Linked DNA regions of Mus musculus: region 2 is linked to region 1. Evidence: chromatin loops called from intact Hi-C (ENCODE). Cell type or tissue: heart. All regions are shown on one strand. Links, peaks and the distances in the headings refer to the core of each region. The heading gives the core; the rest is flanking DNA. Region 1 holds the start of Gm31612 (a long non-coding RNA gene). Region 2 overlaps Gnat3 (guanine nucleotide binding protein, alpha transducing 3).

Region 1 (16,343 bases), core at 2,872-10,871:
TAGACTCCTCTGACCAACAACACAAGAAGATCTTTTTACATGCCTGATACAAGACTTTTGTTAGTCTGTGGTTCCTGAGGGAGCATTATCATTCCAAGTAGTATATTTCATACTATATATACTATGCATATATGTATAGTTTTAACTAAATATAAATTGATATAATTCTTTATGAATTTTTCAAGCATGTTTATTGTTATTTATCCTTTCCCCTTCTTTCTCCTTTGGATTCACCTCTCTAACCACTTTATAAGTGGCATATAAGACCTTTACCCTACTTTCTCTATTTCTGCCTTGTTCTTCTGTACCTGTCTCTTGCATTCCTCCTCACCCTGGCCCCATTTCATATGCCTGGTTTCTGTTTTTACTTCAGGTTATGGCTATATACTCACATCTAAAAATTCATAGAAGAGACATACAGATGAGAGAGAACATGTGGTTTTTGTGTTCTCAATTTTCATTCAGTAATTTTTTTCTACTTCTATTCATGGTCTGCAGATTTTATGATTATATTTTTCATTACATTAGAACAATATTTCATTATGTATATTTAACATGTTTTTAATCACTCATTCATCTGGTGAAGAACGTTTATATATATATATATATATATATATTTTCTTTCTTACTTCTTGTTAATAAAGCAGGAGTAGACATGGCTGAGCCATTGTCTGTGGAGTAAGAGTTCAAGTTCTTTGGGTATATGCCAAGAAGTAGCATAACAATGACATATCATAAAACAAAACAAGGATGGTGAGGATGACTCAGAGGATAATGTGCTTGCCTTGCATGCTGACCTAAGTTCATATCCCCAGAACCCAAGTCAAATGAAGTCAGCAGCACATATCAATAATCTCATCATTCGTGGGACAAGATAGGATGAGAAACCAGGAGACTCTCCAGACGCTCACACCCTATACAATGATGACCTTCAAGAGATCTCTCAAAACAAGGTAGAAGAGGAAGATACCCCCCACACACACACACACACTTACTTTAAAAATGAAAAAAAAAGAAGAAGAAGAAAGCAAAGAAAGGAAACTTACCTAGAAAATTCTCCTGAGCATGTAATGTACTTTACTTATATATATAAATTTTATTTTTCAAAGGGTGCCTCAAGTACAAAGGTCCCTAGGATATATGACTTGACTTTTTGACTGCCTTATGAAACATAGAGCCATACTGATGAAAGAGTAAATGAATGCATGTCCACAGCTATTGTTGCTGCAGGAAGAATTCTGTCTTCTCTCTTCAGTTATTGTTCAAGTTACTTCAGTAATCTGTAATTTTCTTTTTGCTTTTTCTTCATTGTATTTTGAATTTTTAAATATTTTAAATAAATAAAAATTGGCTTATAATCAAGAATGTTATATTGACTCTTGAAATTTGAGACTGAATTATATGAACCCATTGTGATCTTCTCAATGGTGAAAACAATTTTTTCATTATTTGTACTTTATTTTACCTTGAAAACATTAGGTCTGAAAATAGCTCAATGTCTTCAGGACAGGGCCATAATTTTCAAAGGGAACAGAATCCACATTCTTTTGCTTTTGGCTTTTTGTTATTGTTTTGTTTTGTTTGTTTGTTTGTTTGTTTGTTTTTCCAGACAGGGTTTCTGTGTAAAGCTCTGGCTGTCCTGGAACTCACTCTGTAGACCAGACTGGCCTCGAACTCAGATATCTGCCTGCCTCTGCCTCCCAAGTGCTGGGATTAAAGGAGTGCACCACAACTGCCTGGCTAGAGTCCACATTCTTGTGGGTCTTTCTTTATATTACCATACAAAGCTTCCAAATGCAGTGTAAAAATAGTGTTGTCTAAGACAAAAGTAAGCATTTGAAAATTGAGTTGTAAAACTGTTATGAAACAGAAGGAAAGGTTATCAGTTTTGTACCATAGATAATAAAAAAATGAAATAAACTATACTCTTCAAAGTTCTTTATAACAAAAAAAGTAATGAAAGAGCTGTTGCTGAAGAGAAGTTTCAGGATAGAAAAGTTGAGGCATATTTTAAAATAAATACACTAAAAAGAGAAACACATTTGATAAAGAGGCAAAAGAGACTCTGGAAATAAAAGAAACTGAAGAGCCAGATGTAGCTTTCTCAGTGGCACTGGGGGGGGGGGAGGGGAGGAAGACCAGTAAAGCATCAGTTAGGAAAAGACCTATTTATCGTGGTCAATGAATTTTTGCAAAAATCAATGCAAGGACCTGTAGCACATTAGCAATTGTAGCCAGTAAAGGTGAGTCTTCAGAGCAAGTTTATTTAACCAGGGAAAGAAGAAAAATTTCAGACAGTAAATTTTTTTTCTGAATAAAATGACCATAAATCTAAAATCTGGAGAAAAATATCTATATCTGAAAGGTTTTCTGTGATTCTCATTTGTAATATAACTAAAGGGCCAACTCCAAAGTACCTGACAGTAAGTGATGAAGAAGCCGTTGCTGAAGAGAAAGTTCAGGATAGTTAAGTTGAGATATATTTTAAAATAAATATACTAGAAAGAGAAACACATTTCGCTATTCCATGTCTCTCTCAAAACATGGAAAATTAACAGGTAGGAGTTAGCAGTCAGTTAGTAGTGCTACTTGTGGTCTCCGCTAAAACAAACTTAGGGCACTTCTGGCCTCATTCCTCAATAGATGAATCTTCTTCCTTTCAGAACAGCCAATAAGCCTTTTGAGTCTTTCCCTTGTTGCTATGGTATGTGCTGTTGACTTCAAGGTATGCCGCTAGTTCATAAAATGTCAACTGAGATTCTAAGCATTGTATATACTCTTCTCTGGTTTGGTATAGGTCTCAATAGTACATACAAGAAATCTTCTTTTAAAGTACTGGGTGCTGCAAACCATGTGGTGTTTCCAAGATTTTAGTAAGATAAAGATGATCATGAGGAACACAGTCCCACCATGGAAGAATTCTTATGCCTTCCTTTACTTCCACCAATAAGTTCTATATCATGGACATCTCCTTACCGTCCCCTGCTTCCTTACTTGCTCATATAAGGAATTGAGCTCAGGACCCAATCAAACAAAGTAGCAGTACTCTACGACTCACCTGTATGTCCAGCCCTCTCCTTCCTTCTTTTTTTAATATTTAACAATGTCACCTTAAAATTCTAGGCTGTCCTTCAACTCATTCTGTAACACAAGCAGGTCCAAGATGTATGATCTTCTTCTTCATCCTGCTGCCTAATTGAAGGTAAAAGCATGTAATGTTAGGATTGCTTGCTTTTATGTCTTTTTTAAAAATAAAATACAATCTTACTTAACTTAAACATAAAATTCTGTTTGTGCAGTGGAACATCAGGTAGCAATATGAAGCTTGGTGTTAAAAAACACATTGAACACCCAGAAAATACCCATCTGCCTGAAGTCAGAGCAGCACTAAGATGAGATAGTTTGTGGTAGAGAGAAGGGAGAGAAAGAGGAGAATTGTGTGCACAGTGAAGAGAGGCAGAACTGGAGATCTGAGGGCCTGATGTGAGTAACCTGTGCTGCTGCTACTACAGGCTATGGTGGTGTTCTGTCCTGTGTTGCTACCAATGATCAGGTCTGAGTCTGTGGCCCTGCAGCAGTGGGGGTCTGTGTCTATGTCCATGGTCCATGCTACCACCAAAAGCCATGCTCTGGACCACTGCTTGGGGCCATGTTGTCCTCACCTGTTATTGGATGCAGCACTCAGGAGATCTTACCTTGCCCCTCATGAGGGTAGGGGGTAGTGCTGCAGATCTGGCATAGGACAACTGGGAAGCTGATAAACTCAGCTACCACTCACTCAGGCCCAGATCCAGGGCTTTGAGTTAGCAGGCCCCAATATTTACCCAACCGATGAACTGTTGGAGCATGTTAAGGGGCCATTTCTGCAGAAGGAAAGCTGTAGACTCTCCGTGACACAAGGCAACAACAGGATATCTCAGAGGAGTCTAAGCAACGATCATAGTGTAGCAGAAGCCAGAGGCCTTGGACAAAGCCAATGACTCATTACAGTGAATATTTGCAAGTAAAGCTGTTTGGGCAAAAGGATATAATATGTGACACACTGCAGCATCTATGGAAAGATTTTTTTTTTATTTTTTGTTTTCTTTTGGTGAATGTATTGCAAAGGGTAAAGGGCAGATATGGAAGGATGGAGAGGTGAGAGAGGTTGAAGTTTATAATGTGAAATTCACAAAGTATCAATAAAATGTTTGAGAAAAACAAAAACCAAACTTATTGGGCTTCCATAAATACTATTCCTGTCAAATCATTCTTGTCACAGTACAACCTGCTTGATGACTAAATTATTTGCTATGGATTTCAATGTAGATTTTTACAAAGGGTTTCCACACCCTATGTAAATGGTAAATATTTCTAAACACGATTGTGCATCAGTAACCACCATGTCAAAATAAATAATGATCCTCAAAAAGAGAAAATAAAATACCCTTTTGCCATATTTTAGGTTTTACTAAAGGTGAGAAATGTGAACATATGCTGACCTATTTTAAAGACCTAAGGGTTCTTCAGTCATTTCAACTTTCTGCTCCCATTTACTAGGAAATCGGAGCACAAAGCTCAGCTTAATTCTTGGGTGTGGAGGATATTTTCCAAAGCCCAATATTTCAGATGCTGGCTGAATTTAATGACTTGTTTTTAATGTGTGGCTTCCTTTCCTCACAATGAACCAAAGTCAATGAGTTTTGAGTTGATTGATGGAGACTATTACAACACATGAGGAAGACAGCAAACTCTATTAAGACAGGGGAATGTGGGCTCTTGGCATTCAAATGGATAAAATACATAGGCAACTTTGACTGTCTCCATCTACTCTATAAGGGTAGATGTCAAACTTCATAATCCCCGGTAGAAGGTAACAGCTGAGAGTCCCATGGCTGCTGTCAAAAGGTTGTAGGAGGGTTTTACACTTCATGTGGATGTTGAAACCCAGGTATTAACAGTCTCCCACAAATAGTCATAAGTTAAAACACTGGTCCCAGCTGGTGACACTATTTATGTAGGTTTTGGGTACTTCGCTTGGTGTGGCCTATAAAAATGAAGGTACTAGAGAACTGTGTAGAGAGCCTCTCTTATAAGCATTATCTGTCAATAGAAAAGACAATGGCCAATGAGCAGAGGCAGAAAATATGAGGTAGGAAGAGATACTGGTAGGAAGAGATATTGGTAGGAAGAGAGAAGATTGTGGGAAATATTAAGAGTATAAAAGAGACATCCAGCTATTTTGAAGGCTATCATTTCCCTAATTTCTTTCTCAGCCTGTTTATTCTTTGAGTAGAGGAAGGCTACTGATTTGTTTGAGTTCATTTTGTATCCAGTCACTTTGCTGAGGTTGTTTATCAGGTTTAGGAGTTTGCTGGCGGAAGTAAAGTATCATCTCATCTGCAAATAGTGATATTCTTCCTTTCCATTGTCTCCCTTTGACCTCCTGAGCTCCCAGGGACTAAACCACCACCAAGGAGTACACATGGAGGGACCCATGGCTCCAGCTGCATATGTAGCAGAGGGCCCTTGGAGGGCATCAACATTTGAAATGTAAATAAAGAAAATAGGAGAGAGAGAGAGAGAGAGAGAGAGAGAGAGAGAGAGAGAGAGAGAGGAGGAGAGGACAGGAGAGGACAGGAGAGGACAGGAGAGGACAGGAGAGGACAGGAGAGGACAGGAGAGGACAGGAGAGGAGAAGAGGAGAAATTCAAGGAACACAGTGAGGAGGAGAGGGACATAAGCCAGCAGGGAGATTCTGAGGAGACTCAAAGAAAGAAGTGCACCAGGACTAAAAGAGAGGTAACTGACTACATCATAGACATAAAATAGTTTAAATGGATAAACAAGTTAAGAGCTAGTCAGGAAAAGAGCCAGAGCTTATGGCCTAGGCATTTAATAATAACTAGTTAGTCTCAGAGTCATCATTCCAGGAGCAGGACTGGGAAGGAAAAAAATGTTTTCCAGAAATGTTTTGGGAGAGTCTGCCTTACCTTTGGCCTGCCTCCCCTACATTTATCCTCTTCCTGGCCATTATGATGTAATTTGTTGTGTACTGCTATGTCCTCCCTGCCACTATAAACTGTGTCCTCTGTAATCATGAGATAAGCAGTCTCTTCCTGTAAGTTATTTATGTCAGATGTTTTGTCCAACTGATAAGTCAGACAAAACAGAAGGCTTGGACACCTAGTAGCTGGAGAAGCTACTAGAGTTTTGGATCAGAGAAAGAATTTATGTTGTCCTTTCCCCAGTGCTTGGGTCTGGTAGACAGAGTTATGAAACCAAGGGCCTTAAGGAGACAAAATTACAAAGAGGTAGGCAGTACATCTACTCTATGCTCTGCTCGTCCCTCACTGCTTCCACTGACCCACATATGACTTCAGCATCCATGGTGCCAAATTACACCCATGGTGACTCTTGCCCTAGTTTCCATCCCTAAGAAAACTTCCATTGTATTCTACATCACTGAAGCAGCCATGTGTGTCCCATTGGCAATGCTGTCTTTACCACACCTACTTGCTCTGATAGAAATCACCCTTTCCCAAAGTGGCCTTCTGAGAATGAGGACTCTCTGAGCCACTGCTGTATGTATTGTGTGCAGAGAAATTGAGTTTAGCCAAATAAGCTTAAAGAAGAGTACACTGTGGTACATAATCAGAATAAAGCCAGCACAGCCTACAAACAGGCTGGCACCCTCAGACACATGCATGACTAAGATATTTCTTAAGAAAGTCACTTTATAAAATTAATAGAGGCAGTGTGGTCTATCAAGACATAAACATCAATACTGTAATGTAGGATAGTAAAAACATATGAAAACCAAGGTCCTATGGTCTCTTGTTATATAGGTAGCTATAGCAAAAAAAACTTCAAAGAAAGAAATTTTGATTTGCACCTATTAATTAATACAAAAGTATGAACATTAGGACACAAGCCTTCTGAGAGTAGAGAAAGATAATTCAATAAAATTAGGGGAATGACTGATACTAAAAAGAATTAATAAAGAGACATCTTGAAATAAACCAATCAGAAATCTAGGGAATAAATTTAAGTAGAAAAATATGAACAAAGAAATGTGTAGTGGTACATCATATTTGTAGTCTCAACATGTGGGTACTAAATGGAATGAGAATTCTGAAGCTACATTGAATAGCATGTGTGTGTGTGTGTGTGTGTGTGTGTGTGTGTGTTTCTGTTTCTATGTGATCTAGATCAATTACAAGAAAATAAATTTTGAAACATCCCAGCAAGCTATATAAAAATCTACGAGTAAAAATGAATCAACAAATCCTTGTTGAGACTAAATAATTTGTTTGAATAAATAAACAAATATTCTAATTTTGTTATGTCCTGAAGGCCAAAGGAATGAGAAAGCATGTGACCCTGCTTGATGAAAGACTTGTGGAAAGTCTAACAAAGTTGGGAGATGAATATGCTTCTAGATTCATGGGCTTATAAGACCCTCCAAAAACTCTACCTGAAAAGTTCCTCTTAGTGGCCTAGTACAACTGAACTGTCAGAATTACTGGGCAGAATTACTACAAGCTGCAAGAGAGAACTATCAACTATATTTGAATAAACATGCATTAAATGAACTGCAGGAGCAGGAAGGAATGTTATCCTACATTTTGTATTTTTTTTATTACGTATTTTCCTCAATTACATTTCCAATGCTATCCCAAAAGCCCCCCCCCCCCACCACCACCACTCCCCTACCCACCCATTCCCATTTTTTGGCCCTGGCGTTCCCCTGTACTGGGGCATATAAAGTTTGCCTGTCCAATGGGCCTCTCTTTCCAGTGATGGCTGACTAGGCCATCTTTTGATACATATTCAGCTAGAGTCAAGAGCTCCGGGGTACTGGTTAGTTCATAATGTTGCACCTACATTTTCTATTTTGAAAAGAAAATAAAACACAGTCAGGAATATATAATTAGAAAATGATCCTTCTTAAATGAGAGAGAAATGGAAGGACTCTTTTGTCTACACACAAAAGACACAGTACCTGGCAGTGTCTTGTGAAAGATTCCCAGGAAGGAAGCCTAAGAATACAGCACACTGGCGAGGATGTGGAGAAAGAGGAACACTCCTCCATTGCTGGTGGGAGTGCAAGCTTGTACAACCACTCTGGAAATCAGTCTGGCGGTTCCTCAGAAAATTGGACATAGTACTACTGGAGGATCCCACAATACCTCTCCTGGGCATATATCCAGAAGATGTTCCAACCGGTAATAAGGACACATGCTCCACTATGTTCATAGCAGCCTTATAATCACCAGAAGCTGGTAAGAACCCAGATGTCCCTCAACAGGGAAATGGATACAGAAAATGTGGTACAGTTACAGAATGGAGTACTACTCAGCTATTAAAAACAATGAATGTATGAAATTCTTGGGCAAATGGATGGAACTGGAGGATATCATCCTAAGTGAGGTAACCCAATCGCAAAAGAAGTCACTTGATATGTACTCACTGATAAGTGGATATTAGCCGAGAAACTTAGAATACCCAAGATACAATTTGCAAAACACAAGAAAATCAAAAAGAAGGAAGACAAACATGTGGATACTTCATTCCTCCTTAGAATAGAGAACAAAATACCCATGAAAGGAGTTACAGAGACAAAGTTTGGAGCTAAGGCGAAAGGATGGCTATCCAGAGACTACCCAATCTGGGGATCCATCCCATAATCAGCCAGCAAACCCAGATACTATTGTATATGCCAGCAAGATTTTGCTGAAAGGACCCTGATATAGCTGTCTTATATGAGGCTATGCCAGTGCCTGGAAAATACAGAAGTGGATGCTCACAGTCATCTATAGAATGGAACACAGGGCCCCCAGTGGAAGAGCTAGAGAAAGTACCCAAGAAGCTGAAGGGTTCAACAATATGAACTAACCAGTACCCCCCAGAGCTCGTGTCTCTAGCTGCATATGTAGCAGAAGATGGCCTAGTCAGCCATCATTGTGAAGAGAGGACCCTAGGTCTTGCAAACTTTATATGCCCCAGTACAGGGGAATGCCAGGGCCAAGAAGTAGGGGTGGGTGGATAGGGGAGCAGGGCGGGGGGAGGGTATAGGGAACTTTCGGGATAGCATTTGAAATGTAAATAAAATAACTAATAAAAAAGAATATAGCACACATGTGAACCTGATGCTGTCATCTGTTGAGAAAAAAACATGTCCTAGTAGAAATATTTGACATACCAGATATAGATCAATAGAAGTTATAAATATCAGAATGTTGTAGCATAATCTGAGCAGACAATATTGCGTGCATTTTATTAGTCAGCCTTTTTTTTTAGACCAATGAATACATCATACAATTCTCTCTGTCCCCCAGTAGGCATAAAAACCCCATCAGTTGTAATAGAAAAAAGGAATGAGTATTTAAAAGATTTGGAATCAAGAGAGAAAGATAGAGGCATCAAGGGCTAGTCTATACACCCTTCCCAGTGTGTTCTCACTCTCACAGTCCTTGGCTGAATTTGAAAATGTACTAGTAGGATTGCAGCTACAAGACCTGGGGATAGACATAACTCCACAGTAAGGGATTTCATTTGTGTTTGAAACATTTAAAGGGTTTGAGATATGGTGGTTGTCCCTTTATGCTTTCTAGCAAAATTTGGAGGAAACATGATTATGCAACCTTACCCAATCAAAATGGCAGTGTATGTAGTAATAGGTACTTCATAAACTCACATCATAATACACTTTAATTCTAATCAAGTACTGTGGAAAATTCTAGTCTCCCTTTTAATCTGAAAAGATTTAGGTATTAATAAAGGGAGGAAGGGTGGAAAAGTAGTTGAGGGTAAGAATTCACTTATTCATTAAGAAGTGAATTATGAATTAAAGAACCACAATATTACCTTGAAATAGACCTATTAATAATGACATTATTTGTTAGCACAACTTAATTCTTAGAAATAATTTATCTCTTAGAAATAAGTTTCGAGGAACAGATGGAAAGTAGAAAACTGTACATCAGAGGCAGGAACACAAGCTCACTTAGTATGATTGGTGTTGTGTGTAGTTTTAAAATTTACACTCTTTCTCTCCTTTTGCTAGGCTCTGTAATCAGCAGGCCCTCTGGCCATCAACTCAGCCCCACAGCTCACTCACTTGCTAATGCTTTCCTGAGTTCCTGTCTATGTTCAGAGAATAGCCACCACCATGTTGCCAGCTATTGTTTTCCCGAGAGTGCTGACTGTTCATCCAGCTGGCTTGCTAAGCTGCCCAACAACATCCCTCCTGAGAACTCTGTAGCTATGGTTCTCATTCCACTTGGCCACCCAAGGCAGCCTGCTTTTTACACCTACCTCCTTTAGCCCCAAGGAAGGAAAACACTAGATACTTTTATTATTTTAAAACTGACCAGATAACTCAATGGCTGAGAGAAGAATATCCTGCCCCCTCCTCTTTTGTGGCCATGGGTAGTCCACAAACTATTTCTCCCGAAAACCTACATGTCTGTGCTTCCTCTCTGCTCCACAGCCTGGTCTAAATCTCCAATCCTCTCTGCATCACCTTCTTTTCCCTTTTGGCCCAGAAATCCCAACTTATCCTTCGCCCAGTGATTGGCTTTTGCAATCTCCATTGACCCAATCAAGAAACAGGGTGTTGGACAATTTTTAGATGCTTTTCAGCCATTTGGTATTCCTCAGTTGAGAATTCTTTGTTTAGCTCTGAGATTCCACTTCACATCAGTCAGAATGGCTAAGGTCAGAAACTCAGGTGACAGCAGATGCTAGTGAGGATATGGAGAAAGAGGAACACTCCTCCATTGCTGGTGAGATTGCAAGCTGGTACAACCACTCTGGAAATCAGTTTGGCGGTTCCTCAGAAAATTGAACATAATACCAGAAGACCCAGCAATACCACTCCTGGGCATATACCCAGAAGATGATCCACCTTGTAATATGGACACATGCTCCATTATGTTCATAGCAACATTATGTATAATAGCCAGAAGCTGGAAAAAATCCAGATGTCCCTCAACAGAGGAATGGATACAGAAAATGTGGTACATTTATGCAATGGAGTACTACTCAGCTATTTAAAACAATGAATTTATGAAATTCTTAGACAAATGGATGGTTCTGGAGGATATCATTCTTAGTGAGGTAACCCAATCACAAAAGAAGTCACTAGATTTGCACTCACTGATAAGTGGATATTAGCCTAGAAGCTCAGAATACCCAAGATACAATTTGCAAAACACATGAAACTCAAGAAGAAGGAAGGCCAAAGTGTGGATACTTCAATCCTTCTTAGAAGGAGGAACAAAATACCCATGGAAGGAGTTACAGAGACAAAGTTCAGAGCAGAGACTGAAGGAAGGCATGACCACCCAGAGACTGCCCCACTTGGGGATCCATCTCATAAACAACCACCAAAACCAAACACTATTGCAGATGCCTATAAGAGCCTGCTGACAGGAGCCTGATAAAGTTGTTTCCTGAGGGGCTCTGCCAGTGACTAACAAATTCAGAAGTGGATGCTCACAATCATCCATAGGACAGAGCACAAGGTCCCCAATGATGGAGCTAGAGAAAGTACCCAAAGAGCTGAAGGGTTTTGCAGCCCTATAGGAAGAACAACAATAGGAACTAACCAGTACCCCCAGAGCTCCCTGGGACTAAACCACCAATCAAAGAAAACACATGGTGGTACTTGTGTCTCTAGCTGCGTATGTAGCAGAGGATGGCCCAGTTGGTCATCAATGGAAGGAGAGGCCCTTGGTCCTGTGAAGGTTCTATGCCCAAATTTAGGGGAATGCCAGGTCCAAGAGGTGGGAGTGGGTGGGTTGGGGAGCAGGGGGAGTGGATAGGGGATTTTCGGAGGGGAAAATGGAAAAGGAGATAAATTTCGAAAGGTAAATAAAGAAAATATCTAATAAAAAAAGAAGAAGGTACCTCAAGTGATATCAAAAAACAAACAAACAAACAAAAAACAAAATAATAACAAAAAAAAAACAAAAATGAAAAGAAACAATTAAAAACAATTAGGGAACCAGATTTTAATTATCAATTTCTCTCTTACATCTTACATTTTCTGTATATATATGTATATATGTACATATATACATATATACATATATATACACATATCTATATCTATATCTTCTTTCAGATATAAATTTTTAAAAAATCATGATAAGTAGACTACACAATATGAGGTACAAATGGCATCCAGTCCATCAATTTGTAAATTTAGATAAAGTACTTGTACTGGCTGGTTTTGTGTGTCAACTTGACACAGGCTGGAGTTATCACAGAGAAAGGAGCTTTAGTTGGGGAAGTACCTCCATGAGATCCATCTGTGGGGAATTTTCTCAATTAGTGATCAAGGGGGAAAGGCCCCTATGGGTAGGACCATCTCTGGGCTGGTAGTCTAAGGTTCTATAAGAGAGCGGACTGAGCAAGCCAGGGGAAGCAAGCCAGTAAGTAACATCCCTCCGTGGCCTCTGCATCAACTCCTGCTTCCTGACCTACTTGAGTTCCAGTCCTGACATCCTTTGGTGATCAACAGCAATGTGGAAAGTGTAAGTTGAATATTCCCTTCCTCCCCAACTTGATTCTTGGTCACGATGTTTTGTGCAGGAATAGAAACCCTGAATAAGAGAGTACTCTACCATCTATCCTACTCTTGTGAGCGCCCGACTCACCAGCAAAGCAGACGCCACAACAGGATCCTTCTGCACATGTTTATTGGGAGAGCTTGATTGCAGAGGTGAAAAGACCCCAAGCCCAGAACTGGTGCTGCTTACATAGGCCTAGGAGAGGCATGTCTCACACCTGGATTGGTTATGCTTTACACCTCATTTGCATGTTCCTCATCTGATTGGCTATTCTCTCTCAGTACCTCACTGAACCTCATTATCATACCTCATTTGCATGTCTCTCATCTGATTGGTTATTCTCTCTCAGTAACTCACTGAGCCTCATTATCATACCTCATTTCATGTCTCCCATCTGATTGGTGATTCTCTCTCAGTACCTTACTGAGCCTCATTATCATGCCCAGGCCAGGCAGTGACTTGGTGAAAAACTTTACTGCATATGTACACATTGGTTGTTTACCCAAACAACATTGGTTGTTTAGCCAGCACCACCCTGCAACAGCACATGTGGCTTACCTTAAAAGGCTTATAATTCTACACCCAAGTTATGTCTTGGCTTTAGCTTTTATACCATCTAAAAACCATTCTCTCAAATCTATATCATATCTCTCAATTTTAAATAGCGAGGGTTGGCTAAGAGACTACGGACAGTCTTCAACCCTGCCAGAAATCTGGAAACAACTTAAATGTTACCTGAAAAATATAGGAAGCACTAAACATAGTTTGCAAAATTAAAACAAATTGCAGAGACAGCTGCCTACCTTCACAGTCCTCTATTCCACAAAATGTTGTCACAATTGTCTTCAACCTTCTAGACAGACCTTAAGCCAAGTACGAAATTATTATGAAGGACTAGCTTATTCTGTATTGGCAGAGCTAAGCTGTCAACTATCCTGCATCTTGTGTCCTTTTATGGACAGTATTTTTTGCCTGTAGAGAATTAGGGCAATTCTTCCTAATGGCTGCCCTGCCACGAAAGCAACCTTCTGGAGGTAATGATGTGCAACGTCCTCTTCAAACTGTGAAGGGGGTGCTGTCAGGAGCAGACCTGTCTCTAGACAAATGGTTTTTAATAATGAGATGTCTTAGCTTTCACATTCTGTGGACTTCTGATGCTTTTGAAGATATCTATCTATGCAAAGTATATCTGAACTGTTGCCCTTTAACTACTCTCAGCTATTTCTAATTGAAGTATCTCAAAACCACCCTTTTATTATTAACTCAGAACTATGAGTTTGCTATCTGTCTCTAAATTCTTATTCTTGAAAGACTTGCATAGGCACAATACCTGTCTAAGAATAACAATACTAATCTCAAATTTTGTATCAATATACAGATTTATACCAATGAAAATCTTAATTCTATATTAAGCTAATTTCTGTACTAACATAAGAACATATAACTTCAACTTTGCATCAATTATAAAGATTTCTACCAGGGCTGGAGACATGGCACAGCAGTTAAGAGCACGAGAAGAGCAGTACCTCTGAGTTCAATTCCCAGCAACCACATGGTGGCTCACAACCATCTGCAATGGAATCTGATGTACTATTCTGCTATGTCTGAAGACAGCTGCAGTGTATTCATATAGATAGAGATAGAGATAGAGATAGAGATAGAGATAGAGATAGAGATAGAGATAGAGATAGATATATGGATATAGATATAGATGTAGATGTAGATATAGATATAGATGTAGATATAGATATAGATATAGATGTAGATGTAGATGTAGATGTAGATGTAGATGTAGATGTAGATGTAGATATAGATATTTGGATATAGATATAGATATAGATATAGATATAGATATAGATATAGATATAGATAGATATAAAATTCTTTAAAAAATAAAGATTTCAACCAATTAAGATTATGGCTACACAATGCTTAGTTCAATGCATTTAGTAATTTATCTGATATATTTCCTCCCTGTTTAAAATTAAAACCATTTCCAAATTATCTCTTAAAATGACAACCTAATTATAATTTATTAAATAATTATAAGCAGACATCCAAAAGCAAGGAATAATGATTCTCCACAACTTATTCCTGCTGAATAGGGTGGATGACATTTCTTCAAAGCTGAAGAAAAAGTAGGAAAAATAGGAGATTTGGCTAGGCCTTAAGAAAGCCAAGTCAACAACAATTGCTATTTAGTCTCTGATGCCTAAGTTCTGACTGGATCCTTCTGAAAGGCGGAATGAGGCAAGATGATTTGGAATCCATTCCACTAGCAGTCCCGGCAGGTGAGTTCAGCCTGTCTGAGGATAAATCTCACCAAAGCTGTACGCTCTGCAATATACAAATCTCAAAAGGGAATTTAAGTATCGTCAAGATATCTGTATGGATTGTGTGAGTCTGTGTAGGGTGTACAGACGAGCTAAGAATGAAATTCTGCTCCTTGTTTGAGCATGTGAAAGACAGTCTTTTTTTATGAGCCAATTTTAATAATAGCTAATCATAAATCTTCATTCATGCCATGTGAAGGATGACACTGAGATGCCAAACCATTTAAGTTCAGACTCCAGTTTAGAGAACCTGAACTAAGTTTGAACTCAGGTAAAACTCAGGCTAGTACCTAGAACTAGTTTCTAAGTTACCCCCCAACAAAACCTGAGCATAGCTCCAGTCTCTAGGCTAATCCCCAACAAGGCCAGTGCTTCCAGGTTACACCCTCAACAAGACCAGTGTCTCCAGGTTATTCCCCCAACAAACCTGCACCCCAGGTTACAAGCCCACCTTCTGCCTAAGGACCATCAATGCAGAAGGGAGCGGAAGTTAAGTTTATGACATGACTCCAACACCAGCCACAGTAGCTTTCCAATTAGATGCTTGCTCAGGTACTCCCTGCTTGCTGTTTACTATAAAACCTTGCCCCATAGACATTCGGAGGCTCCCCCACGACCAAAACCGTCCTGCATGACAGCAGGCAGTGCACTGGGGTGGGGTGGGACGGCTGAGCTAACTTGACTAGAATAACGGCCCTGCTCTGAGTTGCATCAGATCAGCTCCTGTCTGTGTATTGGGAGATCATTAATATTTCCCTGGCACAACAGCACAAAGATTCTTGACCTTTCCTGTTTGATTTTCATGAAATTTTCTAGTTCTTCAGGGGACCTCCCCCTGTCATATCCGATCCATTCAGCTCTGGAAGGGATCCAAAGCCTAATTACCTTTTATAAAATCACAAACATAAAGCTTTTCTCCCAAATTAGCATGTCCTTTAGCCAGTAATGAGAAAAACCTTTAGCTTGACCTCTCTCCCAGAGGAATAATACAATAACCACAAAACTCAAAATCATAAATTTTGATAATTAAAACAATTTGAAACAAATGAAATAAACTAAACAAATACTATATGAGCCTATTCATAGGCTCTTTCTTTTTCTTTTTACATGTTTAACATTTATTTATGTATCATTTAAATATTTATTGTGTGTGGGCATGAGGAAACCACAGAACACATGTGGAGGTCAAAGGACAATTCAATGATTTAAACAATGTTACAGCTCATTCGTTTCTCCCTAGGTGGCCCTGCAGACTTGGCTGGACTTGCTGTGCCAAGGTCCATCTACTGGCAGTGTTAGCCACGGACCAAAGACCTTTTCTGTGGAGCTTGGCTACAGACAATAAAAGTGCTGAGTAACTATTCAGACTCTCATGGATTCGCCTGAACCACCATGCTAACCGCAGTGCAAAAGCAGCAGCAGGAGAACTGCAGCTGGGTGATCAGGGACA
Region 2 (16,343 bases), core at 5,453-13,452, 55 kb before region 1:
AGTGTTGTGTATGACACTACGGATTAAATGGCTTAGCAATATGGCTACTTCTGTGACAAATTTAAATGCAAAAGTGAGCCATGCCTGCATACGGATTTTAAAGTTTGGTGTCTTTCCAAAGAACTTTGAGGGTATAGTCATAGCAAATGTTAGTTATTGCCTACAAAGTTAAATTTGCTCAGAGATTCTGTTACGAAGTTCAGATGTATTAGCATCTAACACAGCAGTTCTCAGTCTGTGGGTGGCAACCCAGTTGGGGGAGTCAAACAACCCTTTCATAGGGGTTGGATGTTAGATAGCCTGTATGTCAGATTTTTACATTATAATACATAAAACAGTAAAATTTCAGTTATGAAGTAGTAACAACATAATTTTATACTTGGGAGTCACCACATGTGGAACTGTATTACTGGATGACAGCACTAGGAAGGCTGAGAACCACTGATCTACCACAATGACTTTAAAACAAAGTTCTTTTACCCTTAAAAGTGGATTTAGCACCTAAAGTTTTCCTCAAGGAGAAAAGTAAAACTGTGTATAAGAGGTAACATAATGGTTGTATGCTAATAAAGTCTGGTTACCTTTAAATGGGTATTGACTTGAGATGTAATGTGTCAAAGAATGAATTGGCAGATTTTACATTTTAATTTTTTTTTTTACTATTACTTGAAGCATTGTACATTTTCTATTGATGAAATCTGATGTGTGAGAAGTGCATGATATGTCAGCCATTTTGTGTCCAAGTAAAAAAGTTTAAAAAAAAACATGATATACTTACAAAATAGAAATCAAATCCATTTAATGAAAGCTTGAGCAAAAATAGATTTTAAATAATTTTTCTTTGCATTTGTAAATCACTTTAGGCAAAGAAGAGACTTTAGCAAATTGGCAGATTTTCATCAAAAGTGCTGATTTTAATAAGTAAATTTGGTATTTGGATGCCCAAGCCTGTAGTTTCTAAACCTTTAGCTGTTATGACTCAAGTCACATACAATGCGTTGATTATTTACTTCTAATCCTGTAAAGATAGTGCTGTCCCTTGTAAACCACATTTGCTCTTAATGCTTGTGGAATTTAAACAGCACACTAGGTGGCCCTAATTAGTAAACCATGAAACTTAGGTAGCTGAGGCCTTTCCTCCGAGCTTTTCCTAGAGCTTGTGGCATCTTCAGCCAAACCCGGGAACTGGGAATTCTGCTCTACTCTTCTGGCAGCGTCCATCTGCAGAATGTCTAGATGTGCAAAAAAAAAAAAAAAAAATCTTCCTTTCACTAAAAAGTTGGAAAAAAATGTTTTATATAGTATAAACAAAATAAATAGGCAGTGCAGGATCACTCTGATATGGAAATTGAAGTATGTAATTTAATTCAAAAATTGAAAAAATAATATGTTCTTAACGTTTGGAAGAAAATAATGTAAATTTAGCAACATTTTAGCAGGCTTTTATTTAATATGCCTATAGTAACACTTTGAAGCTGCCAAAGTTAATATCTCAAGTATTCAGTTTATGTAGAAAATATTTCTAGTACATAGAGAGAAAATAAATTTTCATAAAATTATACTGCTGTGCAAATCAACTGAGTGTTCAAAAACTATTTACAGTATGGGCAGAACTCAGAAAATCAATGGAAATAGATGTTTGATATATTTAACAGTATGGTAATATTCTCAACTCAAACTATTAGTCAAAAATTCTAAGCATTTAAACAAATAAATCATCTAAAATATGAAATACAGTGTCATTTTATTGCCTCAGGTTAGTTATCTGAGTTATAATTAGTTAAATTTTTTACTATAAATATAAAGGACAAACAAGGAGGCAAGCATACTAACAATGTAATTGAAGGTATCTAGGCAATATTTATTCAAAATGAAATTTATTAATCTTGACTGGAACACACTTACATGTCTGTCTTTCGGTTCACCTTTCCCAGAGGTAACTAAGCAACATTTTGTATGTAATGTATAAGCTTGCATCTAATTTACTCAATGATTAGCACAGACAGGTAAGCAAGGTTTTACAGTACCACAGAAATCACTTTGATAATCACAGTGAGGTAGAGACTGGAACCTTGGAGAAAATGTTCCCAAGTTTATGTAGTCATAGAGTGACACCCTGCTCTCATCAAGTGGAATCCATACTTTTGTCTAAAGGAAATGGTCCCAGTGGAAATTAACAATAAATGAACACTCATCACCATCACAGAAATGTGCTCACTACACATGGACTTCTTTTTATGTTTTTTTTTTCCAGACTCTCTCCATCCATCACTGTCGTTTTTTCCTAAGAAACAGACTTATGGGTCAAAGGTACTCAGTGATTACAAATCTGCATTGTCATTGTCATGCATGACCCATCTTTCTGTTTAAAGAGAGCTTTGCTTCCCAGCCACATTACTTTTTGTTGCTTGTTTAATTAAACCTCAGGGCTTGCATGGTTTGTCACGGGATTCATTCAAGGACAATGTTGTATGTTTTCTATGTTTGTAGGCATGGGAAGAAATAGAAAACGAGTAATTGCACAAACTTTTTGTAGCCAAACAAAATCACATGTTCTTGTTGATTCATACAGAAAATAATTCAAGAAGCACTCGAAACAAGGAAGTTTGAAGTCGTGGCAACAATTCTATTGTAAACAGTGCAATGCTCTCCTAAGTTCCTTATTAACATTAAATACTTACTTGCCAATATTTGCTATGCTGACTCTAACGAGATTTCACAATATGCTAAAATCTGAAGCCAATCGACTTTTCTTCCAGAGTTTTGTGTCTTGCTCAATAACCTAGTGGTCTATCACATATATCACTAGTAAACTTATTCTAGGGGTTATTTCAGTAACACTGAAATATATGATTCAGATGCATACAGTTCCAAATATCAACACGCATGCCATCTGTCTGTGTTCATGCTAAGTAAGCATTGAACATCATGGTAATTTTTTTTTTTAACTAAGAGAAGATATGTGTAGTATATATTTCTTCTCAGGTATGTTGTTTCATGTCTTTTCTGCTGGCTCTCAGGTTTTTTTTTTTATAATAAAATGCTAAACCATTTCCCATTATTTGTGCTTACATGCACAATGTGCCAAGTTACAACCTATGTGTCATCTGCAATTCTTGTCCAAGAAAATGACTTACTAAGCTGCAGAGTCATTGAGCTGGTATTCAGATGCCCTTTCAAAGCAGGCTTGGATTCCTGGATCCCCCCACAGTCGTTTAATGATTTCAGCCAGCTGTGGAGTCATATCACCATCTTCTAGTGTATTTGCCATTGAGTGAAGTTGTTCTTGGTCCTCCTGGAATAATATTTTGGTGGGAAGAACAAAAGTATGCTATTTAGGCACAGGCACTGTTTTAAATAGAGCACGCTAAAAGGTTTTTGTTCCTTTCATTTTGTCAATCATTTCACTGAAGAGTTTTTCAAAATCTATGAAGAATAATTAAACTAAAATTCATTATAGTAGTTGACTGATATCTAGAAATGCTGACCTTTGGAAAATTGCAAAATACTATATGAAGAATTTGAATGCTTTGGTATATTTCATTGATTTCTGAATATGTTGTCACAAAGAATAACAGTGCTAGTCTGTTATGGCCTGGTTTAAAATGCTGGTGTGAAAGAAAAATTAGATTGTAATAAAATGTTACTTGGCATGAGGTATTTCTTTTAATTACTTGGGCAAGTGATTACACACACGTATAGACACACAGAGGTACTGACGCTGTACGTTAAATGGTGTGAACTGAGTGCCTTTGCATTAATGTGCCATAGGACAGACATAAGAATTGGCTAAGAATCAAAAAACAGAGTAAGTATTATGTCAGTACATAGTAAGATGTGGAAAGTGATGAGGATGGATCGAAGCTTAGAAAACAAATAAATTCAATATAAACAATCTATGGCTGGCCACAATTTATACTAGTAACCAAAACACTTTTGACAAGTAATTAAGATTAAGAATTTGAGTCATAGAGTAGTTAAATAGATCATGGTAATTGGTTAGGAAAACAGAGAAGTCTGGGCTCAGATCCCCAGTGTCAATATCCAAAGCTCAGGCTCTGCCTGCATAATACCATGCTAGTGAATATCATTATAACAAGTTACAATGTGGGACACATAATTTCTGTCTCATCCTCCTTACAATAACCAGCAAATGCTACAGTGTGTGCATTTACACCTGTACAGCGAAGTACTCTCAGAGCTCCCCTTGACAAGGCAACCAATCCAACAGGCAGCAGAAGAGGAGGCAAGGGCAAGCAGAGTCTGTAGAGTGTGCCACTGCTAAGAGTGAATAGATCCAGGAGGAACTCGTGCTTGCTGATATCAGTCAGTCATTTTCAGCCAACTATAGTTTTATTCTGCTGTTTTATTAAAAGTATGTTCTTTGCCTAAGATATTAATAGCATATCTTTATTATTAAGGAATGTTAAATCTAAAAGAAAACGTTTCCATCTTTCTTTCTGATGAGTTTTTATTATTACAAGCAGGTAATAGATCAGATGACCAATTGATTGTTAAATAGACCAAACTACACGTCTTATTTTCTTATTTTCTTGCATTTGTCCTTGGTTTTTTTGCATCGTGGGAGACCTATTTCAAAATTCTTCCTTCGTATTAGACAGAGAACTACAAATCTAGTGAAATATGATCTGTTCCCTTAATTTTTCATTAATGTTGAGATAATACAATTGAATAATTTCTCCTTTCCCCAAAACTGCCCATAAGGCCCTGTTTGTTATCTTTCATATTCATGCCCATTTCTTTCATTTATTTTGTTACATCCATTGTGGGGCCATAATGGTCCAGGGTTCAGAGGGAGGGTTGAAGAAGCTTCAACCCTAGACACCTCAAATAGGAAGACTACAGGAGTTGGCTACCTCCCCCTCCCAACCTGAAGCCATAGAGCCGGCTTCCCCACATTAACCCGTGTAAGAATTTATTACGCTGACTGTTATTATGATTCACTCATTGTTTTACCTTGTATGGTTTCCCCTCTGGATCCTTCAGCCTCTGAGTATGCAGATAAAGCATCTTCCAGCATCCTTGCCCTGGCCAGAAACTCTGGCTACCTCCACAGGGACATAAATACCCCTTTCTCCCCATCAATAAAGGAACCAGTTCTCCAAAGCTGTTCCCAGCTGTGTTCAACCAGGGCCCTCATCGTTGACACAGATCCTATAGTGCATTCACTGGGCCCCAGCTAAGCTTTTCTTCCTCCAGTCCAGCTAGGTGTGCAATGTGCCTGGCTATCCTGAGGGAGAAGTGGACACAGGGAGGCAATATATGTATGAGTATATACATATATGTGTATGTTTTTAGGGTTGACCATTTAGTTGGAACGTTCTTCTACTGCTAATGTGCCTTTGGGGCAAATGGTGCATTGAGGAAACTTTTCCCAGGGTCCATTCCTAAAGAAACAAATCACCTGCTTTTTCAGCAATTCTTTATAAACCAATATGTTCTTCCATGCCTCCATGTTATTCCACATTAAGCTAAACTACAGTTTATTTATATTGCTAATTGGATTTTTACTAAAACATTTAAATGTCCCGAAATCCTTTCAAACAGATCCTCAATTCTAGTATTTTCCTGTAGGGGATCCATCTTATTCTGTTCATTATGTCTTGATTTCTGCATTTCCCACACACACCTGAGTAAAGACCCTCTTGATTTTTAGTTCATGCTATTTAGTGGAAGCTTGTGGAATGATAGTCAATGGACTCATACCAAAATACCACCAGGCCAAACAAATGAGACAATCTTTGAATGCCAAGATAACCCTCCCCCCAACCCTGCCCCCCCCCTCTCTCTCTCTGTGTGTGTGTGTGTGTGTGTGTGTGTGTAACCTTCCAGACAGCTCAGTTCTACAGGCAAAGTTAAGAGTCTTTTGGTACAGGGTGTGGGTGTAACCTCCAGTGTCACTGTTTTGTTCTAGGGCTGATTCATTTGGCTTGGCTCTATAGGCACATGCCACCTTTTCCTTCAAAGCCTGTGGTTCCTTCCTTCCTTCACTGCTTACATGGTAAAGAGAACCGGACAGCTTAGGACTCATTCCTTCAGCCAAGGTGATGCATGCTCCATAGCTGCTGCTCTCCAGTACCCTGAGGAACAGGGAAATTTGTATTTTCTTTTTCTAGACCATAACATCATTTCATTGAATGTAGGTCATTTCAATTCTTGATACTCTCGTACAGTCATAAAAACACAAATAATTTTTAAAATTAAACCCCCATCTTGAGGGTTGCTGTGTGCATCTCATTTTATGCAGAAATATTTGCAGAACTATATTTATTTGCTTACTTACTTTTTTTATTCATCTCTCATATACTACATTCTGAGCAGTTTCCTCTCCTTGCTCTCCCTGAAGTCTCCCCACTTTCCTCTCCCCCACATCCACTCCCCACTCTGCCTTCCCTCAAAAAGGAGTACATCTCCCAGGGACATCAAACAAGCTACAATAAGAGTAGGCACATACCGTCACATCAAGGCTGGACAAGGCAACCCAGTAGGAAGAATAGGGTCCTCAGAAGTAGTCCAAAGGGTCAGAGACAGCCCCTGCTCCCACTGTTAGGAATCTTACAAGAATTCCTAGCTATTCAGTCACAACATAGTAGAGGACTTATGTCAGACCCATATAGTCTCCCTGATTTCTGCAAGTCTGCGTCCCTAGTCAGTTGACAATGTGGGTCATGTTCTTGTGTGTCCCTGGACCCTTTGATTGAACCATTCTTAAGGAATCTTACTCTACCTTTTTATTCTTCTAGCACTCTCAAAGTACACTTTCCCCTGTTTCATGTTACTCATAGAATTTATTCAAGTGCCTTTCCCCTTCTTACTTTATTGGTTTTTTTAGTGTATAGGTATACAATGGCAAAGACTTTTGTGGTTTAGTTCATTTATACACTCTGATGAGCAACAAAATACGTGTTGCTAAAATATTGTTGAACAAGCAAACCAAAGTAACAAATATGCTAATTCTAGAAAAACTAAGGGCTTTTTACTCCTCTATAATTTCATTTTAAATAAACCCTGAGGATTACTGCGCTTTAGGGTTCACAGGAGTTCCCAAGACAATCAGAAACAGGCATTTACATTCTAAGTCATAACAATAGCAAAATTATAGAGAAGAAGTAGCAATGAAAAGAATTTTATGCTTGGGGGGGATCCCCATGGCATGAGGAATGGTATTGAAAGGTCACAGGTCATTTTCGACGCCATGTAGCCCAAAGCAGTGATTCTCAACCTTCCTAGTGCTAAGTGTTTCTTTACAAATGAGACAATGATTCTTCATTGTTATTATGTGCCTTGGGCAGACTTAGAATCTTGTTGAATTCATTCTGAACCATGCAATCACATTTCCAAATAAGAGAGAAAAAGATATATCAGATCCCGGAATAGAAGACTTGCATGTCTGTTTGAGAAGTAATTAAAAATGTCAAATGCTGTTGCTACTAAACTTTCAGTCTTTGAATATTGACAGCTGTTGAGAATTCCTGATCTGTTGTAGGACACAGGTGATCCACATATATTGCTTACAGGAATTCAATTGCAGAACATTTTGGGCAATTTTTTTCTAATTATCATCATCATAACTCCCATCCTGATTATTATACTTGTGTGTGTGATGTGTATGATGTGTGTGTGTTCAGGTATGCCATGGTGTACATGTGGAAGTCAAAGCATAATTCCTTGGAGCTGGTTCTCTTTTCTCTTTATATGTATTTACTACATCACCCGGGGCCATTAGGCTTCTCGTCAGTAGGCTTCCTATTTCTTTGTAACAACTAGAGAATGTCACATTAAAAATGCAACTACCTGCTACATTTTTTTCTTCCTCTAAGCATTTGATTATTTCTTCTCATCTACTACCCCTTTAAGTTCCTCTATGTAAATCACAATAGCCTGTAACAACATGACCAGAAGACCTACGTTTACATCCGTAGACAGAATACCACATTTAGCTTTAAATTCATGTTTGCAATTGCTTGCATGTGTAAACGTCTTATAGAATGAGGATGCACAAGACTTCTAAGACACAGTGAGCCGTCTTAACCACTCTTCCAGTGAAAAGGATTTACAGAAACTCACATGCAGCTGTGCTAACCCGCTTAAGTGCCAAACACTTTATAAAGATCAATAGCCAGCCCCCCTTTCTGAGTACAGTTTTTCCATTTCAACTACAGATGACTAACATTAGTTACTGTATCTCCAGAAGCAACCCAAATGTTTGCCACATAAACATAGAATATTTTAAAGGATCTCTGATGAGAGAATTTCTGTGTAAAAACTTTAATTACTTTGTATCTATTATTGAAAAATAAAAGGAGAAGATACTTACCTGGACCTTATTTTCTAAAGTATTCTGATTTTTAATGGGTTATTTATATTTTTGTCTCTTAGTACTATTTGTAATTTGATGAAGAGACTGTTAACATTTTGTGCATGAAGAAATTAAAACAGAGATGTATAGTAGCTTTATTTAAAGCTAAATACTCGTGGCTAAACCAACTTACATAGGTTTCCTGTACATACTGTCTTTAATTGGAAATCTTTGTGATGGTGTACAAATGAATGGTTATGTGAAAGTATCTATGCTTGTATAACCAAAAGTATCCACCAAATCATAGGTCTGAAAGCCACACAAAGTAGTGCTTAGAAGTTAATTTGTTGGGTAAACAGTTTAAACCAGGTACAACATATCTTCACCTTTCAATAAAATACTAAATGAATGAGTAAAAGTGCAAATGTTTACTTCATTTGAAACAAAAATATGATCTGTATAGGACTAGAAAACTATGGTGTCCTGACATTCTGGAGGATAGGACACAGGTGCTTCTGAGACATCATAGCAACTTAAATGGTTGCTTAAGATTGCACCATTGAATCTGCAACCCTATAGGTGGAACAACATTATGAACTAACCAGTACCCCGGAGCTCTTGACTCTAGCTGCACATGTATCAAAAGATGGCCTAGTCGGCCATCACTGGAAAGAGAGGCCCATTGGACACGCAAACTTTATATGCCCCAATACAGGGGAACGCCAGGGCCAAAAAAATGGGAATGGGTGGGTAGGGAAGTGGGGGGGGGGAGGGTATGGGGGACTTTTGGGAATTGGCATTGGAAATGTAATTGAGGAAAATATGTAATAAAAATATTTTTTAAAAAAGATTGCACCATTGAATGTACAGTGGCCAAAACTTACACTTTTAAAAACGCTTTTAGTAAGCTAATAGTAGTACTGTTTAGAGTCTGTCATTTGCACTCCGTTTGTATAGCACCATGTCCTGAAGAATGAAGAGGACCAGCCAACATCACTATTTATAAAACTTGTGCTGTATTTAGTTCACATTATTTTTAAAAAGAAGCAATAGGAAGTTTAGTGATTTTCCACTTCCTTGACAAAAAATACATGTAATTTCTTATATGCAAATTCCAAGACCTTTAAATCACTGTCAAAGAATACAGAAGGCACACACATTCTATTAACTAATTACTACCTGGGAGGGAAAAGTAAAATAAATGTTGCCATGAAAAACGTTTAAAACCATCTTCACATAGGGCAAAATACTGTAATGGAAGCCAGGCAGCAGTATGCTAAGCCCCAGGAGTCAGCTGACTGAGGCTAACCAACTAACCATTGTTGCTCTATTTTTTCTGACCTTTAAATAAGGATTATAGTAGTAGTCCATTTCTTAAGAACCATTATAAAATTATGTGTGCTTAAGAAAAGCCAGAGTCAGAGATAACAGAGCAGCCATAAATAGAATTGGTTCAACAAATCATAGAGTAATAAAAATAGGAGGTCTTGGAGTTCTTGATTGTCTTCTACTTTATAATGTCCACATGTAAGTTATTTTACTTTATAAGTGAGTACATGTTTGTGTCTCTGGGTCTGGATTACCTGAATGGACTGGATCTGGAGGACATTTCATGGGTGAAGTGGAAACTCGTGTTATCGAAACTCCATGGAGTCTATGAGAATAACCCTAGCAAAGACTCCTGGTAATAGAGGACCCTGAGCCTGAACTTGCTATCTTCAGTATCCAGAGAAGGCTTCTGTTGGAGGAATTGGAACAACACAGCCACAAAACATTTGGACTTCAGCTTGTCCTGTCTGCATAATATTCTGGAACCAGAGTCTAGTAAAATCTTCATCAAATAGACCAGAGAGACTTTATCCAGTAGCTAAAGAGAGACATAGTCTCAACCAAACATTAGGTGGAGCTCCAGGAGTCCTGAGGGGGAGGAGGAGTAAGAGGAGGAGGAGGAGGGATCAGAGGAATGAGAGAGGTCAAAGACATACCAGGAGAACAATGCCCATGAGTCAACTGACTAGGGACTCAGAAGTTAGAAAGCCTGTAAAGGTCAGACCTAGGATCTCAGCATATATGTTATGGCTCAGTAGCTTGGTGTTCTTGTGAGATTCCCAACAGTGGGAGCAGGGACTGTCTCTGACTCTGTGCCTGTTTATGGGACCCTTTTCCTCCTACTGGTTGCCTTTTCCAGCCTTGATGTGATGGCATGTGCCTGGTCTTAATTGTAACTTGTTATGCCTTATTTGGTGGTTGTCTCTGGGAGGCATACTCTTTTCTGAGGGGAGGTGGAAAGATGGATCTCTGGAAAGGAGAGTGGGAGGGGGTGGATCTGGGGAATAGGGTAGGTGGAGGGAGGTGGACATGGTGGGATGAGAGGTAGAGGGAGGCAAGACTTGAAGAAGGGGAGAAGAGGGAAACTGTGGCCAGGATAAAATATATGAAAGAATTAAAAAAAATTAACAGCATAGAAATGGGTATTTTCCCTATTATCCCAATAATTTCCTAGCCTCATTTACATGCTCAAACCTGGGAAGGGAAGGAGAGTAGGAAAGCACTGGAGTCTTTTGCTAGTCTTGCATATGGTTTTTCCTCTACCTGTGGTTCCTGTACCCTGATCCTATTGGAGACTGTTCAATTGATGCCCTCTGGAGATAACCAGCTACTCTGGGAGGGGACACATAGAAATGGAGAAGGTCTTTTAATGATTTTCTTGTGATTGGGGTTACCTATTGGCTTTTAGACAATAATATATGCATAGTTTTTATAATAAAATAGTTTTAAACATATTATCTGTTTTAAAAGTAAGTATATTTTTAATGCATCATGATGTATGAAATAAGTATTGATTAAATACAGGAAAAATTCTTGTAGATAGATGCTATGTTATAAACCACAGTACAGCTATGCTTCTTTTTTTTCTCTACTACCATATTTAATACTAAGTTTAATTCCTAGAAAACAGTTCCTTTTTAATAAAATTATAGTACACAGTAAAAAGAGATGTTTTCATTCAGAGAAAAATCATAAAATTTAAGTTGAAGACAGTTAATATTTGCAAAATTATTATATTTTTGATTCCTAGACACATAATGGGACAACAGGCATAATCTTAAGATTATTTTAGCCCTCATCCCACCCTAGCCATGTAATTAATCACATGGGCATACTTACTCGGCTCCTAGGATTGACATAATCAATCCCCAGTGTAGCCATGGCTTTCACAATAGCTAGGATGGACTGCAATGTGTTACTGTAAATCACTGCTTTAAACTCCATGCATTCTTGTTTGCTGTAACCATTCTTATGGATGATCCTGCAATTAAATGTGAAAAGCTTTTGTGAGGTGAACTGTTGTAGCACAAATGACCATCAGTAATAAATAGGTTGAATAAAAGCACTGTACATAACTTTAAAAAGAAAGGCTTTTAATGAGGGTGTGTGCTGACTTTGGACAACTTAACACTTGAGAATGTTTCTCATTCATTGTCTTTTCCACATAATGTGGGAGGAATGTGTGTTAAATATAAAAAGAACTTAAAACTTGTTCTAGATCAAATACTTTTTCAAATATATAAGTCACAAAGATTTTTCTTTTTACAACCTAGACTCCATTTTCAAGAAGGAAATTCCCTGGTCTCCAGGTCAGAGATGAGCCTCCTGACCCGAATTCTGATGCGGTGTTTACACCATGATTTCTGCAGGATGTGAAGTCACTTAGTGGAACGGCCCTGGCTTTTCCCATCATTTAAGACATACTTGGAACAACTGGAAGTAGGAGTGCCTGCTTTCTATTTACAGCATTAACAAAGGCATTCTTTTTTTATTTTTTTGTTCAGGTAATTGCTCTCTGTTGAATCCCTTGCCATTCCTCCATGTGCGTACGTGCTCCAGGGTCTAGAGAACTGAATTACCCAGACCGTAGGGTTGGCTGGGCTCCTCTCTTCCTTCCACCCATTCACTTGGAAGTCAACCTTAACTTAGGGTTTAAGAATAATACCTTGAAATGGATTTCCCTTTAAAGCTAAAATTCTGTGCTAGTGCTCATTGTTGCATCTTTGCATCTTCACTAAGAGATAAATTCTTGTTTCTTTCTGTTGCTCTTTTGTTTATTTTATATTGTTTTTACAGTGCTTTGGGTTTGTTTCGTTTGTTTATTTGGGTTTTTTGGGGGCCTTTTTTTTTTTTTTGACTGTCACTTTTCTCGAGATTCATGTTGTGCCTATACACATGGAACCTCAAGCATAAGGGGCAAACAGAGCACAAACACCTCTTCAATGCCTTTGAAGAACTTAAACTAGCAAATGGAAGGGCCAGGCACTGAGAGGAGTGAATGTATGTGTGTGTGTGTTTAATTTATTCCTTTACATTTGATTACCAACACATGCTCATGTTTATTTTCAACAGGTCCATGCTTATCTGCGTTAATCTATTAAATCACTTGAATAGGCAAAAAAAAAAAAAGAAGGAAGGAAGAAGAGAAGAGGACAGGAGAGGGGAGGAGAGAGGAGAGGAGAGGAGAGGAGAGGAGAGGAGAGGAGAGGAGAGGAGAGGAGAGGAGAGGAGAGGAGAGGAGAAGAAGAGAAGAGAGGAGAGGAGAGGAGAGGAGAAGAAGAGAAGAGAAGAGAAGAGAAGAGAAGAGAAGAGAAGAGAAGAGAAGAGAAGAGAAGAGAAGAGAAGAGAAGAGAAAAGAGAAAAGAGAAAAAAGAGAAGAGAGAAGAGAGAAGAGAGAAGAGAGAAGAGAGAAGAGAGAAGAGAGAAGAGAAAAGAAAGAGAAAAGAGAAAAGAGAAAAGAGAAAAGAGAAAAGAGAAAAGAGAAAAGAGAAAAGAGAAAAGAGAAAAGAGAAAAGAGAAAAGAAAAAGAAAAGAAAAAGCTCGATGGTGACTTAGACCACAAGAAAGCAGAGAGTGTTATTTCTGAATATATCCAGGCATAATTGTTGACTAAATCCCAGTCCTCCATCAAACATTTTTAAAAAATGATTTTAATTATTAAATTAAAATGGTAATTGTGAATAAATGTGGGGCATCCGAGTTCCTTTGGTAAATCAAGTTCCTCTGATTCTTCTCAGCCTGTGGGGAAACATACAATAGAAGAATACAATTTCTTCTAGAAAGAGTTCTCTAGCTGTAAGTTGGTTCATGGCTCTGTTCAAACTAATATGATTTTATTGCATATTTTAATTCTTCATTATATACTGAAATAATGAATGAATCACTCCTCTCTCTCCTCTCACTAGAGCCATAGTGGAATTTCTGTCAATGCAGCAGCAGCTATTGCACACCGCAGCCACCAGCCATGCTATAAAACAATTTTACAGTTTGGATCTTCAAATGCCATTGAAATCACACATAGCTCAGAGAACATAGCCATCAAATTTTAACATCATGATAAAATTTCTAATGGGCAGCAACAAATTATAGAAAGAATTATCATTTTCAAAGATTGTTGTGCCATATAAAAGTTTATAGCCACATCTGTGTATGGAAAGAGACATTAGGGAAAATGTAGTACATTCTTTTACGGGTAGATATACTAAAAAAAAAAAAAAAAAGACAAGGAGTCGCAGAAATAATAATCTGATGACTTTGGAATAATAAGATCCACATTAATGGTCAAAAGGAAGAGGAACTTTATAGATACAAGTGAACAGATATATGCAGTTAACAAGTTTGGACGTGTGCTAAGCACCGGTGTTGGGCAAAGATTGTTGTAGTCATATGCATTGGTTGCATTAGTAATTCAAATGGATGGTTAATAGTTTCAGCATTTTGTAAATTGATTACTTATACTCTGTTTTAATTTAGGAGTCTTTATCTCCTACTTTCCCATTTTAAATAATTGCAGAAATCATATTTTACATATAGTTTGATACTTTGAATACTTAAATTACTTCTGTTATACATATTTCAAAATCTCATTGAAGTTTCTCAGAAATATGTATAGACAAAAAATACTTATAATTTCCTAGTTATTTATATGTGTATATATGATTTAGATTTATTTTTTCTGTGGCCCCTTTTGCCTGATTATGTAAGTAACCTGTATGTGTTCCTGGTTCCTTTGGATACCAGAAAATGGGACCACGTACCCTGCAACTACAGTTAGGGATGGGTTTAAGTGGCCATAAGTTTTACTGACCTGCTTGCCTGTTATCTTTGTTGAAAGGACTTGCTGGGGTTAGAGGCTGGGGGAAGGAAAGACATGTGGGGGCATGGGGTATGGTGTGTAGGATCCACAGGAAGCATGAAAAAGGGTGGAGTTCTTGGAAACTAACTTTCATCTTACGCAAAGTCAACAAAGTACACTTAACAGCCAAACCATCTCTCCACCAGAAATCTATATTAAATATAGAAAAAGTATTCCTACTAATTTTTTTGCAAAATGTACTTCTACAATTAGAAGTAAAATTATTAGCAGCTCTGGTTGATATAACATACCTTCTTTATAGCACAGATTAGCCTCATTCTTGTAGCAATCCTCCTGTCTCAGCCTCTGAGGGTTATGAGAATAAACTACCACATCAAGCTACAATTATGTTTTTATAATTTATTGTAAGATGGAATGCCTAATTTTTGACTAGAGCTTTTATTTTACAGATAGTAAAGTTTGAATGAATTATATTATTTAACTTCTTTGTTACAGGTAGTTAAACTCCAACTGCTCATTGGTTTTTCTTTGTATCCATGTATTTGGCACATTATTGTTTTAAATATCAGCCTATATTTCTTTATATATTAGCCAGTTATATATCTATAATAATTATTATTGGCTTTCCAGTTTTCTATTTTTGTCTACTTATACATGATTTAATATTTGATTTTTTTATATAGCAAAATGACACTTCATTAAAAAACTATATTTAAGATTATAAAACATAGAGACATAAAAAAATAAGATAACAAAGTGTGATTATGTCCTAAATAAGAGGGTAGTAGAAAAGAATAATTATCTGAAAGAATGAGAAATAACTTTGCTGTTAGGATGGGGTAAAAGTCATAAAGTATGGTTTAGAGACAGATGGAAGGGTTAAATATTTTCTGGCACCTATATATGAAACTTCAAAAGTCATAAGTAAATTGATAGGCAAATCACATGAGATTTTAATGTCATAATATGTCATGATGTATAATATCAAAGTAAAAAGTGGGCTGGGTTAACCAAAGAGCTTCATCGCTGATTATCTAACCTCATTTTGTTTGTTTGTTTGTTTTTTTAATTGAAGATTTTAATCATTGCAGTTTTGTTTAATGCTTCTGTATTCAGAAAATTAGGCAGTTACCCCATTGTAAAGAATGGATAGAAAAATTAATGTAAGAGCACATCAGAATCTTTTGGAGTGATATTAGTGAACAAACATTTCCCGTACTATAGAAAAAAAAAAGGCCAATTTCTGCCAAATTCCAAATGGATCCTTGATTGACATATTTGAAATGTCTTTGCCTTATAGTCACAATGTTACAAATCTAGATCATTTGAGGATTGGTATGATTAAGACATAACTTCTGGGATTAATACTGTTGAAAGGTAAAATTCAAAAGAAAAATAGAAATTACACTTTTTATTGAACAATAAAAAAGAATATATACACACTCTAAAAGTCAGGATAACTTTGCCACTACCCACAAATACTGAAGCGATTACCTTAATTCTGAAAAGTGGCACACAAAGCATTCCTCTTAGGATTTTTTCAGTGTGTATAATGTTACTTGTATGTGTGCATTCCGGGCTTACCATTTGTTATTGGGCAACTAATTGGTGTCTCTTCTCTGTAGAAGACTATTTGTGCAGCTGCTAGCCTCCATTATGTCCCTGTAATTCTGTGTAGGATTGAAGTCTCTTGGGCTTCCTCTGTCCACGTGAGGATGTCTATTAGTCCTATTTCAGCTCATGATTAGTAATCAGTCATATTGCTGAGACTTCATTAGCAGATCATACTTAGTCATAAATATGTAACAAAATTTACTGAAAAAAGAGGCAATCAATATGGAAAAGACCAAGAAGGGGGATGTGGGAAGAATTGTAGGG

The links. Peaks named below come from ENCODE experiments on the same cell type or tissue, not always from the same donor. Only the 100,000 strongest peaks of a DNase experiment are listed, where the experiment ranks them.
Region 2: it touches region 1 in a loop (4-fold over the local background); 5 of 42 quality-filtered maps call a loop at or near these places.

Annotation. Positions count from the first base shown.
Region 1 is chr5:17,928,533-17,944,875 of GRCm38, reverse strand. Gm31612 (a long non-coding RNA gene) reads right to left here and starts at 12,686. Exons shown (of 3, transcript XR_389766.2): 1 at 12,648-12,686; 2 at 3,059-3,192. In heart, for the core only: no CTCF peak of the experiment used is centred there; DNase peaks (open chromatin) are centred at 6,155 and 10,195.
Region 2 is chr5:17,986,606-18,002,948 of GRCm38, reverse strand. Gnat3 (guanine nucleotide binding protein, alpha transducing 3) reads right to left here. Exons shown (of 8, transcript NM_001081143.1): 3 at 11,489-11,630; 4 at 3,138-3,295. Among named protein-coding and RNA genes, the nearest start is that of Gnat3, 32 kb to the right of the region's middle. In heart, for the core only: a CTCF peak has its summit at 10,211; a DNase peak (open chromatin) is centred at 12,158.